Linked DNA regions of Homo sapiens: region 1 is linked to region 2. Evidence: chromatin loops called from intact Hi-C (ENCODE). Cell type or tissue: heart right ventricle. All regions are shown on one strand.

Region 1 (8,000 bases), 250 kb before region 2:
CCAAATCATGAGGGAATTCCCATTCACAATTGCTTCCAAGAGAATAAAATACCTAGGAATCCAACTTACAAGGGATGTGAAGGACCTCTTCAAGGAGAGCCACAAACCACTGCTCAACGAAATAAAAGAGGACACAAACAAATGGAATAACATTCCATGCTCATGTATAGGAAGAATCAACATCGTGAAAATGACCATACTGCCAAGGTAATTTATAGATTCAATGCCATCCAGATCAAGCTACCAATGACTTTCTTCACAGAATTGGAAAAAACTACTTTAAAGTTCATATGGAACCAAAAAAGAGCCCACATTGCCAAGACAATCCTAAGCCAAGACAACAAAGCTGGAGGCATCACACTACCTGACTTCAAACTATACTACAAGGCTACAGTAACCAAAACAGTGTGGTACTGGTACCAAAACAGATATATAGACCAATGGAACAGAACAGAGCCCTCAGAAATAATACCACACATCTACAACCATCTGATCTTTGACAAACCTGATGAAAACAAGAAATGTGGAAAGGATTCCCTATTTAATAAATGGTGCTGGGAAAACTGGCTAGGCATATGTAGAAAGCTGAAAGGATCCCTTCCTTACACCTTATACAAAAATTAATTCAAGATGGATTAAAGACTTAAATGTTAGACCTAAAACCATAAAAACCCTAGAAGAAAAGCTAGGCAATTCCATGCAGGACATAGCCATGGGCAAGGACTTCATGACTGAAACAGTTCTTAATCATTGAGATAATATTAAGCAGAATAGCTTCATTTGGATGGTAACCTGGACTTTAATCCCCAAAAGTGAAGAGTTCCATTTCTGACATGGCAAGGAAATTCAATCAACTAAAGAACATCTGTTTTTTAGTAGCCCCAATTCTGAATGGCATATCCTTTATATAGCTATGATTGGCTAATACAATAGGAAAGTTTCAGACTAATCCAGTCACTCAAATAATTATCCATTGTATCAAAATCTACAAAGTTCCAGCACTTTCTGGTCTAGGAACCAACAAACTGTGTCTTGTGTGCCAAATACAGCTTATCATATATATCATATATATGTGTATATATACATATATATGTGTATATATACATATATGTATATATGTGTGTATATATACATATATATGTATATATGTGTGTATATATACATATATATGTATATATGTGTGTATATATACATATATATGTCTATATGTGCGTATATGTGTGTATATATGTATATATGTATGTATATATGTATATATACATACATATATGTATATATACACACATATAATATATACATATTTATACACACATGCACATATATAAATACACATATATACATATATACACACATATATGTATATATACATATATACATATATACACATATGTATATATACATATATACATATATACACATATGTATATATACACATATGTATATATACACATACACATATGTATATATACACATACACATATGTATATATACACATACACATATGTATATATACACATACACATATGTATATATACACATACATGTATATATACACATATATGTATATATACACATACACATGTATACACATACACATATATGTATATATACACATACACATATATACACATATACACATATACACATATATACACATATACACATATATAAGTATATATACACATATACACATATACGTATATATACACATATATACACATATACGTATATATACACATAATACACATATACGTATAAATACACATATATACACATATACGTATATATACGTATATACACATATATACACGTATACGTATATACACATATATACACGTATACGTATATATACACATATATACACATATATACACATATACGTACATATACGTATATATACACCTGTGTACATACACGTATATACACGTATATATACACGTATGTGTACATACACATATATACACGTGTATATATACACGTATGTGTACATACACGTGTATACACGTATATATACACGTATGTGTTCATACACGTATATACACGTATATATACACGTATGTGTATATACACATATATATATAAAGATTTATTGGAACACAGCCATGACCATTTGTTATATATTGTCCGTGGCTATATTTTTTTGTGCCACAATGACAGTGCCAAGTAGTTGTCACAGAGCCTGTATGGCCTATACAGCCTAAAATATTTTCTATTTGGTCCTTTACAGAAAATTTGCCAATAACTGTTTTCTTGCTTAGTTACATTTTTATCAGATAAATATTTTATTCAACGTGTGTATTAAACTGAGTCAAATGTAGCTTTAATGTTTAGAAGTGAACCCTACTATTAATACATATTGAACTTACAGAGTTTTTGTTACTAGACAGTTCTACAGTCTGGCAATGAATGATAATAGTTGACTATAAAAGTTTAACTCATCTAATGGTATCAATGTTTAAACCCTCACATCAATTCGCCCATTTCATAATTACCTTTAGAGACTTCCCTTCCCATAAGGACTATAGATTTTCTCTATTACATTTCCCAAGACAGACCTTGCTAATTCTTTTGGCCTTTTGTCCACACAGATCTTAGACCTGTCTATGCATAATTCTTAACCAATTCAAGACTTTTTCAACTAAATGATTTCAAGCAATTATCAAATGATTGGTAAAAGAAATGTATTTGCCATTCAGGTCTTAGACTGCATATGATATTTATAATTCATTATTTAGTTAGCAAGCCTGCTGAACTTCATATTTTGCATGCTGAATTATTATAAACAAACCTTTTGTATTTAAACCCAACATGGAAACCATAGTGTTGCACTGTAAATTACTTAAAGGGAATGTTAGCCTCCAAGTACACTACCAGGCACTATCCGAGAGCTCTGTCCTAAAGGAACAAAAAAATTGTAGAACAATTCAAGATTATTAAATATCACAATTTATTGATCAACTTCAAATGCACAGTGAGAAGCTAGGGCAAAGAGAAAAGATAGATTTACAAGTTTAGGACAGAGTACTAAGGAGGGTAAAAGTCCCACTATATATGAATCCTGAAGTACACAATATTCATATGTTCTGTCTCTCTGTTGCATCAACTTTCTCTTTTAATGGTGGGGTTACTAAAACCAGATTTGGAGTATAAGCAAGGGAGTCCAAAATACAGAAGGGGACTGGTGTCAAAATTAATTCTTGTTATATTGGAGAGACACAGGGGAAAGTATACCTGGCCACAGCTGTAGAGAACCAGAGGCCTGCTGAACAGACATGTCTGTCATTTGTTTTATTCATATTGCCAGCAGGGGGACTAGTGGGACACCTCTTTGACCCATATAAATGTAGTATGTTATGTACAGTTAGTGGCTTAAGTATATTTGACAATTCCATCTCTTCCTGTGTTCAATAAATGCTTTCCTTGATATCTGACATGGTACTCTACTTCCTTAAACTTAGTTTCATCTATGTTTGTCATTTGTTTCCTTTATTAGCAAAGCTAAATGTCCTTAAATAATATGGAAAACAGAAATAGAAGAGCAATACTTTCTGGCAAGAGATTATCTGCAAGAGAAATTTCAGAATCCAAGTAATCCTACTGTGCATTTGATTACTCTGCTGATGCCCTTGTGGCTGACTTGTACTTCTACTAAACAAACTGTGAATATGCTGGCTGCAGGGCTAAGATGGAAAGGCAATGAAAGTGGATAAAGAAACATTCCTAAATTAGCCAGTATAGATATAGTTTCACAAACTCATCACAGCAGCATTTAAAAATAATTTTTCAAGTATCTACAAGGACATATCCAACATTAACCTACATTGGTATTTCAAATTGGTTCTACTCTCAAATAGAGTCCTGCTCCCTAGTCTATATCCAAAGATATATAAATCCTTTTCGTGTGTATTTCCATTCTAAGATGATTCCACAGAAGTCTCCAATAACTGAATTCTATTCTTTAATGCTAATGTGGCAGAGTATGTGAAATTACTCACCACTTACTTCAGAGCCTTCTCTGTTACGTAGGTTCCTCTTTCCACAAATGCCCTAGTCCTCAACCATGTAGAATGAAGACAAGATTAGGGCTGAGGAACAGCTGCCAAACTGTCACTTTAAGCCTAGATAGTTCCAAGCTCAGCTCTTTCATACCGGCCTCATTGACTCTTTGTTTTAGAGACGGGGTTTCACTCTGTTGCCCAGGCTGGAATGCAGTGGTGTGATCGTAGCTCACAACAGCCTGAAACTCCTGGGCTCAAGGGATCCTCCTGCCTCAGCCTCCCAAATAGCTGGGACTACAGATATATGCCATCACACGCAGCTAATTTTTAAATTTTTTTTGTAGAGACAGGGTCTTGCTGTGTTGCCCAGGCTAGTCACAAACTCCTGTCCTCAAGCTATACTCCCACCTCGGCCTCCCAGCGTGCTGGGATTACCGGCAAGAGACACTGTGCTCAGCCTTCCTCATTCACTTTCTATATAACAGTATAGACTTTCTCCACTGTAAATACTCTTTGAATTTTCTTCTCTTTATCCCCTCCCTTGCTCCTGCTCCCTACTCCACTGCAGACATGTGGCAAGCAGGCCATCTAGCAGTCTAGCCCAGTTTTGTGCTCATAGTACAACTCCAGTGCTATTATTCAGTATACATTTATAAAACAGAAAGCTACTGGATCCTGAAGAATCTCTTTATTCAGATGAATAATTTTTATATCAGATAAAGTCTAGGACCTGTCTCCAATTTTAGTATCCCTTATCTGCTCCTAACCTATTCATTACTTTACATGCAGTATATATATTTGTCGTTAATACTGTCAAGTAGATCAAATAACACATTCCAGCAAATCAAAGGAGTATAAAGTTTAATACCACTTCACCCTCTACTCTGCCATATAGATTAGCTTTATTACTGTTTGAAAATATTTACAAGCTCAACAGGGCAAATTATAAAACTTAGTGGGATATTTATAGCAACATTTTCAGGTCTGATGAACTTCCCCCTCATCTCAGTATGTTTATGTCCTTCTGTTAATACATCAAACTAATACCAGCAACAGGTCAAATAAAACTCTTACAGCTAGTCAAACTTCAGTGACTTAAATCAGGGCTTTTCCAAAATTTCGAGTGTCTATGAATTTCTTAAAGATCCTGTTAAACTGTGGATTCTGATTCAGTGGGTCTGAGGTAGAACCAGAGATTCTGCATTTTTAACAAGTTCCCAGGTGATGTTGAGGCTGTTTGTCTAAGATTCATGTAATTAAAGGAAAATTTTAAAATATTTATATTTATCCTATGTCACAGCCCCCTTCATGAGTATGCAGAATGAAACGTTTTGCAATGTGTAGATTGTACTACTAGCATCTGGGAACAGTTGGAAAAAGGAAATAGGAGTGATATGTAAATAAGTCATGAAAGGATAATAGCTCATATAAAACTATAGTAACAATATCAAACAATATGGAAGTCAACTACATTCAAAAATAAAAATAAGCAAAATCATTTTTCTAATAACAAAAGTTTTTATTTTCACAAATATTTTAAAATGCAGCTACCTTTGAGCCACAAAAGGAAAAAGCAGTATTCCTTTTATGTATTTGATACAAATATTAAACATAACTCAGTTTTAGTTCATTAGCTCAGCTCAGTGAAAATAGCTCAGGAAAAAAAAAGTCATAGGTAATGCTATTGGTATATGCAGGAAACCAGAAGCGACGACATTGAGTTCAAAATCCATTTAGAATTGTAGACAGGCCACAAGGGGCAGGTGAAGAGAGCAGCCACAGAGTCACTAATACATTGGACTTCAAACAGAAAAACTGAAATGTCAGTTGGTACACACCTAAAACAAACTCCAACTAGAAAGATAATTATGTAGCTCAGACATTGATAACAGGTTAAGAAATTTGTACGTGCATACTGTTTTTTTTTTTTGAGATGGAATCTCGCTCTGTCACCAGGCTGGAGTGCAGTGACGCGATCTCAGTTCACTGCAACCTCTGCTTCCCAGGCTCAAGAGATTCAGTCTCCCGAGCAGCTGGGACTACAGGCATGGGCCACCACACCCCGCTCATTTTTGTATTTTTAGTAGAGATGAGGTTTCACCATGTTGGCCAGGATGGTCTTGATCTCCTGACCTCGTGATCCACCTGCCTCCCAAAGTGCTGGGATTACAGGCATGAGCCACCATGCCTGGCCATGTATACACATCTTAATACAAATATTTTCAGAGATAACCATTGCGTGATAGCTATTTTTTTTCTTGAAATGATACCCTCCTTCACCCTTTTCTGTCAGAACTGAAAGCTACATAGCTTCTTCTATTTCTTCATGCACTTGTTAGAAGCAATATGCATTAACCTATTTTCCGATGCTGTTGATTCTCTAATCTGTTAATCCATTTGCAGACGCTATTGATTTTCAAACTTAAGTTATGAATACCTGCTATAATTCTGTGGTTAATAACCAGCTTTGGAAAGAAAATGTGCTTCTATCAAAGGGTACAATTTTTCTATGACTAAAACATATAAATTCATCCATGAGCAATTGCAAGTGTCCAAACATTTACCCTTTCTGAACAACATTAACTTCGCCAGGGCAAAACAAAGTCACACATGTAACATATTCCCCAAGTTGCCCCACTCCCACCACAGTGCATATGTGCACACACACACACACACACACACACACACACATCCAAAGCCCAGATTTCATGTAAAAAAAATCTCCCCTTAAGTAATTATTTTTCCTACTGCATATTTTTAATCTCGTTGTCTTTGTATATGAATTGTCTTTCCTCTTATATTCCTTTTACAGAATTTGAGAAATGAAACACTGAGGAATGATAAAGATTATACATGTATTCAAACAATATTAAAGACATATAGGTCAAAACCTTTTCTGATATCTAAATGCTATGAGATCATCCCTGTATTAAGATCTGAGTCATGATTAGTCATAATATACAGGTCAATATGTATATTCTCATCCAATTATCTTTAGAAGTTTCTACATTATATAACTCAGCCCTACATGCCTCAATGATTAAAAAACTTTCCTTTATATTAGATGGACATGTCCACAAATATCCTAATGCAAATAGAATAAACCTTGTATTATCAGAAGAACATGTCTACAATGTTATCTTACATATTAATATCTTGGACAGATACTTCTTTTATCTTCCCAGTTAAAAGGAAAGGCACTAAGTATGCTTTAAGCACCTTCAGAGATGCAAAAGATCTTTCCAAACAGGTAGATTCTTGGTTTGTGGCTTTTCTGTAGTAATGCTCAACATTTACTCTGGCGGCTATCATAAGGAGGAGGCTAAAAGTTATTTTCGATTTTAGTATCCAAACAGGCCAGTTACTATTCCTTTGTCCTGTATCCTTCTGTGGGTAAAACACAAGCTAGAATTTGGTTTATCTTCCCTTTCTATGCTGGAGCTTTTTAGGAGAACTAATGCTCTCAGAATAAGTGAACCCCTGCTCAAGAAACAGAGTTACCTATTAATGTGTCTCCTTATGAAAAAGGAAAAACCTTTGCAATTGTCCTACTGCTGTAAAGGATGAAACCAAATGTCTTTTTGTTCTTCATCCAATTAGCTTAAAAAATTAGCCTAGAACAAAGTGGTAGAAATTTAGAAAGCATATTTCAGCAAGGACTATGGATTTATAAAGAAATGTGGATTCAGATAAAATATACTTCAGAGAGAAAATTAGGATAAACATTTTATGACACAAGAGGAACTAGAAAAAGCACAGGAATTTAAGGAAGAACATATTTTAATGGTTGAAACCTGTCTTTATGAGGCGATTATGACAGCAAAAAATATTATAATGAATAACAATGCATAGTCTACGCTTTGTAATATTTCATACAATAATTCCTTTATCATTTACATCTCTTAATGCTAGAAAAGCATTCTGAAGATGCCAAGCGTAAGTTGCAACTGAGTAAAAAAAAAAAAGCAAAATTTACTCAATTTCCAGAAGAGGTGCAGAACA
Region 2 (8,000 bases):
TACAAAGTAATATTACTTAAAAGAAAATGGACTGTGGCTCTCAGGTTTGCTTGGTCTATGTGGGCCTGGAAATTCTAGTAAATCTATTTGCTCAATAGGGTTTCCTATCTATTATTCATCATGGGTCTCTCCTATTTTGGAGAAATACTTAAAAATCATGGATATTTTCATGCTGTCAATATCTAGGATTCATTTGGCCTAAGAAAAGCTGAAAGCTGTGTAGTTTGACAAAAGACTTGCCAAGAAAGTTAAATATATCTAGTTCTCCTTTTCCCATGTTTGACATTTCCATGGAGGAAGGGAGACAAGGAAAGAAGTTGCAAATATATTAGCATTCTTTCTGTTTTTCTCTGCCTGATATACTCCATGGAATCAATCTTGTGTGTACATTTAGGGAAAAAGTCTTTACATGATTACAATAAGCCAGATCTCCCTTCTTCCTTTTTTGCCTCTTCACTCTCCCTCACTGAAAACCTCTGATTTAAAGGCAGGAAAGCTTTAAAAATGTACACACTTTGGGATTCAGCCCTGTTGCTGGCATGTGTCAATAGTTCATTCTTTTTATTACTGTGCAATATTCCATTGTATTGATATGCCATAATTTATTTATCCATGCACATACTGATTGACATTTGAGTTGTTTCAAGTTTGGGGCTATTACAAATAAAGCTGCTATGAATATCCATGTAAAAGTATTGGCGTGACATGTTTTCACTTATCTTGAGTAAATGCTCTGGAGTGGAGTGACTGGGTCATATGACAGGTGTATCTAACTTTTGAAGAAATGGTCAAACTGTTTCCCAAAGCGGCTGTACCATTTTACATTCCCACACCCATGTATGAAAATTTCAGTTGCTTCACCCTGCCAACACATGGTTTGGTCATCAACCTTTTACATTTTATTAATTCAAATAAGCATATATTACTCTCATTGTAGTTTTAGTTTTCATTTCCCTGATGACTACAAACATTGAAATTTTCATCTGCTTATTCACCATTCTTATACCTTCTACAAATTGTGTGAGTCCACTTACAAATTCTTGTGAAGAAAGTGGTAATGACTGAAAGCAAGTTAGTGATTGCCTTGGGACAAGGCAGAAGAAGGGATGAGTTGCAAGGGGCACAAGGAAACTTTTCAGAGTTATGGAAATTCTTGTTATCCTTATTAAGGTGAGGGTTACACAGACATATACAGATGTCACAGCAAATTAAATTATATACTTTAAATATATGCAGCTTATTGTATTTCAATTCAATTACACCTCAACTAAATTATAAAAAATCCAAAAACTTTATTAGAAGTAAACCAAAAGCAAAATTCTAAGCCTCCCAACCAACTGAACAGACTCCTCCTCACAGCCAAAGGCATTCTAAAGTTAATTTGAAAAACTAGTTCAGGCCATGATGGGAAATGAGGGTCTGACATGCCTCATTATACCCTTCTCCCTTTGGAATTCAAGCACAGTTGACCAACATTAACATGAAAACAGAGGCCTTAAGACTGATAGAACAGACTCTTTAAGACTGGTAAGAAATATTCCCTTCCACGGATTCTATCTGCATAATGGGAACCTCGCTGTCCATAAACTCTTATCTCAACCCAGACATTCCTTCCTATTGATTTTAGTCAATAACTTAACTCTTTAAACCAATTGCCAATTAGAAAATTCTTGAATCCACCTATGACCTGGAAGCCCTTGCTTCGAGTTGTCCTGCCTTTCTGGACTCAACCAATATACATCTTACATGTATTAATTGATGTCTCATATCTCCCTAAAATGTATAAAACCAAGCGGTAGCCCAATCACCCTGAGCACGTGTCAGGACCTCCTGAGGCTGTGTCACTGGTTCCAGGTGAGGTGTCAGAGCCTCAGCAACAGAAAATGGTTAATCACAGGTAGTAAGAAGAATTTACCAACGATGTTATTGGCAGTGAATCCATACAGGTCTGCAGCAACCTCAATTCTTGCTCCTCAGAAGAAAGAATTTGACTGAGGGGCATAAGGTAGAAGGAGAGACTGAGGCAAGTTTTAGAGTAGGAGTGAAAGTTTATTAAAAAGTTTAGAACAGGAACGAAAGTATACTTGAAAGAGGGCTGAGCAGGTGAGTTGAGAGAGTCAAGGGCCCTGTATGACCTTTGACTTGGGGTTTTATATGTTGGCATTCATCTGGGGTCATGTGTCCCTTCTCCCCTGATTCTTCCCTTTGGGTGGGCTGTCCACATGCACAGTGTCCTGCCAGCACTTGGGAGAGGAGCATGCACAGTGTTTTTAGTGAAACTATATGCATGCTCATTTGAGGCGTTCTTCCCTTACCAGCTGAATATCACTAGAAGGCCATACACCAGTTAAACTCTACCATTTTGCCTCTTAATGTGTGTGCTTGAGCCCACTTGCCTAACTCCTAAGATCTTATCAGGAAGCTGCTGATCCCTAGTTTCAGGTTTTTTGTGTTAATTGGGAGACTGCCTTTTCCTGGTGTTGGCTGTGGCCAATTATCTTAGAGAGACAGGTAACAACCACTTCACCATCACTTGATGGTCACCTGACATTTCTGGTGGGGGGTAGGGGGGCTCCCTCTCCTGCGGTGCTCATGTCTGACTAGCTACCTACTCTAACAATAAAATATATAAAACTCATGTTTGGTTGCTAAACTGAAGGAAGTCACAATTTATTACCGCAGAATATATTTCTTGGATGTATTTTGAAATGGCTGCCACAGGGCCAGCAGACTGAAGTGGCCCTGCAAAGCAGTCTTTTGTGGCAGAAATTTGCATCTGTAGAGAATCTCCATTAATGCAGCTAATGTTTCCTAGATCCGTTTCTAGGCCCTTTCCTGGATCTAGGATAGATTAGCCGAGAGTCTGACACCTTTAATGTTCCAAAAAGAGACACCACCTAATCTCTCTGAGGGCTTCTACCTCTGAGGTTTTGTCAGAAGCATGTGAACCCGAGCAACTCCATCTTGAATAGGAGCTGGGTAAAATGAGGCTGAAACCTACTGGGCTGCATTCCCAGATAGTTAAGGCATTCTAAGTCACAGGATGAGATAGGAGGACAGCACTATATACAGGCCACAAAGATCTTGATGATAAAACAGTTTGCAGTAAAGAAGCCGGCCAAAACCCACCAAAACCCACATGGTCATGAGTGACCTCTGGTCATCCTCACTGCTACACTCCCACCAGCACCATGACAGTTTACAAATGCCATGGCAACATCAGGAAGTTACTCTAAATGGTCTAAAATGGGGAGGCATGAATAATCCACCCCTTGTTTAGCATATCATCAAGAAATAACCATAAAAATGGGCAACCAGTAGCCTTCGGGCCTGCTTTGTCTATGGAGTAGCCATTCTTTTATTCCTTTACTTCCTTAATAAACTTCCTTTCACTTTACTGTAAAGACTTGCCCTAATTTCTTTCTTATGTGAGATCCAAGAACCCTCTCTTGGAGTCTGGATCGGGACCCCTTTCCCATAACAGTTTTCGTCTACACAGCAAGACCACCTTTGCTAGGCAAGCCTCCTATTCTGCCCCTCCCATCACCTATCTTGCCACAAAAACCTGATTTAACAGCATAACCTGTTTCTTCCCATGCTCTGAACCAACTGTCTTTCTACAACCTCAAGGTGGTATATAAGCTTCAGTATCTTACTGGGGGTTGAGTCTTCATGCTGAAGGCTCCTCTGTATACATGTCAAATACATGTGTATGCCTTTTCTCCTATTAATCTGCCTCATGTCAGGAATTTTTGAACCTCCAGAGGGCCAAAGGCCTTGACCCCTACACAACAAAGCTTATTTCTTACGGTTAATTTTGAACATTCTAAAGCCAGAACTAGTGTATTTAATTTTAAAATGTTGTGCTCATTGAGTAAAAAAATGTAAGATTGTCCAGAAACATAATATTTATCTTAAACCAAAAAGCTTAGTCACTAGATGATTTGAATTTCTCTTCCATTTTTACATTTCTGGTCTGTGTCTTCAGCAACAACCATGATTTTTCTTCCATTTGGTAGTAATTGTACCTTCAACACCCCAAAATAATTTTTGAAACAAAGTGTTCAATGTAATAGCAATGTTATGAACCAAATTCATAAAATCACAAACATAGGATGTATCATATTTATAACAAAAACTTGGCATGGCCCAGTGGCCTTCTAACCAAAAAAAAAAAAAAAAAAAGAAAAAAAAAACGCAAAACAAACAAAAAATAAAACCTTCATTTTATAGCATTATTGTGTCTTTTTTTATTTAATCATTGACAAATAGTACTTTCTTATACTTCAAAGTTTTAAATGCTGAAATATCTTTTATGCATCAATGTCCAAGCATTGACTTTACAGTATTTTTCTCATTACTCTGAATTTTAAGAATTATGTTTGATATTAAGTTAAAATTTATTTGCTCTTTACATCAATCTATAATCAAGAGCATTTCTAAGAAGCTCTCTTACGATTCTCAAATAGGATTGACAAAATAGCTCTTTTAACTAATGCATATATAATGCAATAAAGGGCAAAACTATAATCTACGTATTTCATTAAATGCTTTCTGAAGGCAGGACCCAATTATCAGAGGTTCAGTTTCTTCACTACTTACGGTCGAATCTTCAAAAGGTTTTCTTTGTCTTGTATTGTTTGCGGTAGAGTAAATGGTTGCATAGGTGGTTGTGTGCTGCTCCCTACTGGAGAATAGCAAAGTCATGAATTCATGGGTAAGGCAACAACGAGTCTTCTTATCATTGTTTTCCCAGCTCTGTTCAAGATAGAAATTTAGGGCTCAGGTATATTTAAGCTTTCATATTTTATGTCCACCCTAGACTATGTTTCTAAGTAATAAAATAGGTTACAAATCTAGTCCACAAACATATGCCACACTCACTCTAAATGTCAGCAAATGATGTCCTCTTTTATTGTATTTATTTATTTTTTTTGAGATGGGATCTCACTGTCACCCAGGCTGGAGTGCAGTGGCATGATCTTAGCTCGCTGCAGCCTCAACCCCCTGGGCTCAAGCAATTCTTCCATCTTAGCCTCCCTCATAGTTGAACTACAGGCACATGCCATTACGCCTGGCTAATTTTTGTAGAGACAAGTTTTTGCCATGTTGACCAGGCTGGTCTCAAACTCTTAAGCGCAAGTGATCCTCCCACCTCAGCCTCCCAAAATGCTGGGAGCCCCCGCACCCGGCTGATGTTCTCTTTTAATTTATGAAAAAGATTAAGGCCAACATAACAGAAGGACATGGATAATGGTTAAAAGCAGAGTTAGACAGGTCTGGCTTTACATCATACCTTGATTGTCCTGTGATATTAGGTAAGTTGCCTAAACATTAAGCCTTACATTTTATCATCTATATAATGTGAGTTATCCCACGAAATGTTAGTTATCTCATAAGATCATTGTGAGAATTAAATTCCATGCAGAAAGCACTTATCATGGTTCCTGGAATATAATACATGCTTAACAGGTGTCAAAGTAACAATGATAATTCAATTAGCTACTCGATATTTTCTGCAACCAAAACCAAAATTTCTCCAAAAGCAACTTCCCTCCCTACCTCAGTATGTCCCTATAAGAATTGTGTCAGGTTCTCTTGAAGGCTCCGCCCACACTTGTGTTCTTTGTCTTAAGCTCTATCGCATCACCTGCTACTTTTCTCTATTAATGAATCCCTCTTTTAAACTTCTTTTCCTATGTACTGATTTTTCCTCCCTGAGCACAAACAAACACGCTTTTCTGTTTTGAGATTTAGCCCTATCATGACCTTTTTTTGCAAAACCAAAGTTTCTAAATATGAGTCTGCATTGGCCACTTTCCGGTCTCTTACTCCTTGTTACGTAGTACTACTTTTCTCACCCTACTCAAACTCTTTTTTTCAGGGTCACCTATGTTTGGTCTCCTTTTGGCCACATTTAATATCCATGTCTCTATTCTTGCTCTCTGTGAGCTATTTGCAGCCTCGACTTGGTTTTCTTCAGTTTCAGAACACAGCTCTCTTTTCCTCCCTTCTTAAATTTCCCCTTCATATTGACTGCTTAAATATGGACATAGCCTTGAATTATCATTTTGCCTCTTTCCATTTTGTTCTGTACTGTTTCTGATCTTATCTTTATTTTTGTCTTATCACTCATTGCCCCCTCTGTGAATGAGTCTCATGTCCACCATTATCAGCCACATTTCAGTATGTGTTCTAAAGCCCGATGGCTGTCTTTATTTCGAGAGCTCAATGATATCTTTTCCCCAAACCGTCTCCTGCTTAGTTTCCATATTTTTTATGTTTTATACCTTACTCAGGCTCATGTTCCTAGATTGATCTTGATTTATTTCACCTTCCTATTCCCTATCATCAAGTCTGTCAAAAGTCTTAAGTCTCCAGAAACTTTTTCTTTTCAAAATCAACTATTCTTTTGTTTCTATTCCCAGAGCTTCAGTTCTAGTTAGGGTTCTTATCTCATGATACCAAACAATAATTGTCTCCTACCTGAACCCCCTGAAGCTACATCCTTTACATTCAAAGTGGTTCAAACACTTTCGTAAGTCCTGCCTTTCTAATCCAGTGCTTTCTGTATTCCTTCTTTGCTGAAAACTTTCATATTGATGTCATTTCAGAGTTTTATAGAGTCAAAAGGAAATAAAGTTTGGAAAGTAAGTTAGGAATCACATATTCCAACCTACTCAGTTTATTAATGAGAAAATTTAAACCTAGGCAATTTACATGGTTTACCAGAGGTTGCAAAGTTAGTAGCAAACTAGAATTTAGGCTTCAGATGGCATCAGTTGATTTTTCTGTACAATCGTATAATTTGCTGTCAAAAGATTAATACTAATTCCTCAAACAAGTACATAAGACCTTTTGTAATCTGGGTTCTGTCAAATGCTCCACACATGGTGTTCAGACAATCCGGTTTATTCACTGTCTCTTAAACACACCTGTGCAAGGCTGTCTCTGTGTCTTTGCTCAGGATATATATATACACACACACATATATATACATATGTACATATATATACACACATATATACATATATATACACATATACATATATACATATATATACACATATACATATATACATATATACATATATACGTATATATACATATATACATATATATATCTGAAATTCTCTCTTTTCTAACTCTTACCTTTACTGTAACAGTTTCACATACATCTTCCATTAAGACTTCCCATTAATTCTAAATCTGTTCATTATTTTCTCAGAGTTATTGTAGTAATAATTATGTTTCCTTTCTTAAATTTGGCACACATGATTTGTGTTTTTATATTTATTAAGAAAATTGATGCTTTTTCCATAGTAATTCATTCTCCCTTTTTATTGTATAGCAACCTTGTGGTTTCAGAGACTGTTTTTAGTTTCAATGACAGGTACTATCCAAGACTCTGACATGGAAGGCTAAAACTTAGAATTATCGGGTTCTCCTTCTTCTAAAAATCCTAAACCTTGGATATGAGGTCCACACCACTGCACATAAGAACAAGCAAAGTGAAGAGAGTCAAGGGAAGCAGAGGCAGGACTTGCCAATTAAGTTATCTTTATCCTCCCTACCTTAGGATGTGACATTGTGATATATTTATTTTTTATTTAACTCAAAGTGATTTGGATGTGTGGCTACTTGCAAAGTAAAGCAGACTGATTGAAACAATGCTTCTGTTGTCTGTTCCAACAAGAATTTTACATCTGTGGGAGATGTCATCAGTCTCATGTACCTTTTTAACCTAAGTGCCAAACCCAAAGTGTTGCCCATAAGGGGAATTTAATAAAATTTACTGTAATTTGCATAGGTTTATATACTATGCTTTATTATTCCTATATTTCCGTATTTCTTGGTATCTTCTAGAAACACTTCTGAACATGTCCACCTAGCACTTGCCAGATCCCATAAGACTCAGACCAAATGTGTGTATATGTTTATGTGTACATATGTATATTGATACTTAGTAGACGAGCTCCTAGTTATTTTTAGATAATAAT

Evidence for each region. Peaks named below come from ENCODE experiments on the same cell type or tissue, not always from the same donor. Only the 100,000 strongest peaks of a DNase experiment are listed, where the experiment ranks them.
Region 1: a loop joins it to region 2, with 5 times the contacts of the local background. A loop is called at or near these places in 27 of 110 quality-filtered maps.

What each region holds. Positions count from the first base shown.
Region 1 is chr7:80,676,771-80,684,770 of GRCh38, reverse strand. CD36 (CD36 molecule (CD36 blood group)) reads right to left here. Exons shown (of 15, transcript NM_001001548.3): 15 at 5,497-8,000. Among named protein-coding and RNA genes, the nearest start is that of CD36, 42 kb to the right of the region's middle. In heart right ventricle, CTCF peaks have their summits at 3,096 and 3,298; a DNase peak (open chromatin) is centred at 4,191; H3K27ac peaks cover 3,704 bases.
Region 2 is chr7:80,425,315-80,433,314 of GRCh38, reverse strand. No RefSeq gene overlaps it. Among named protein-coding and RNA genes, the nearest start is that of GNAT3, 83 kb to the left of the region's middle. In heart right ventricle, a CTCF peak has its summit at 4,684 (motif pointing left); a DNase peak (open chromatin) is centred at 4,677.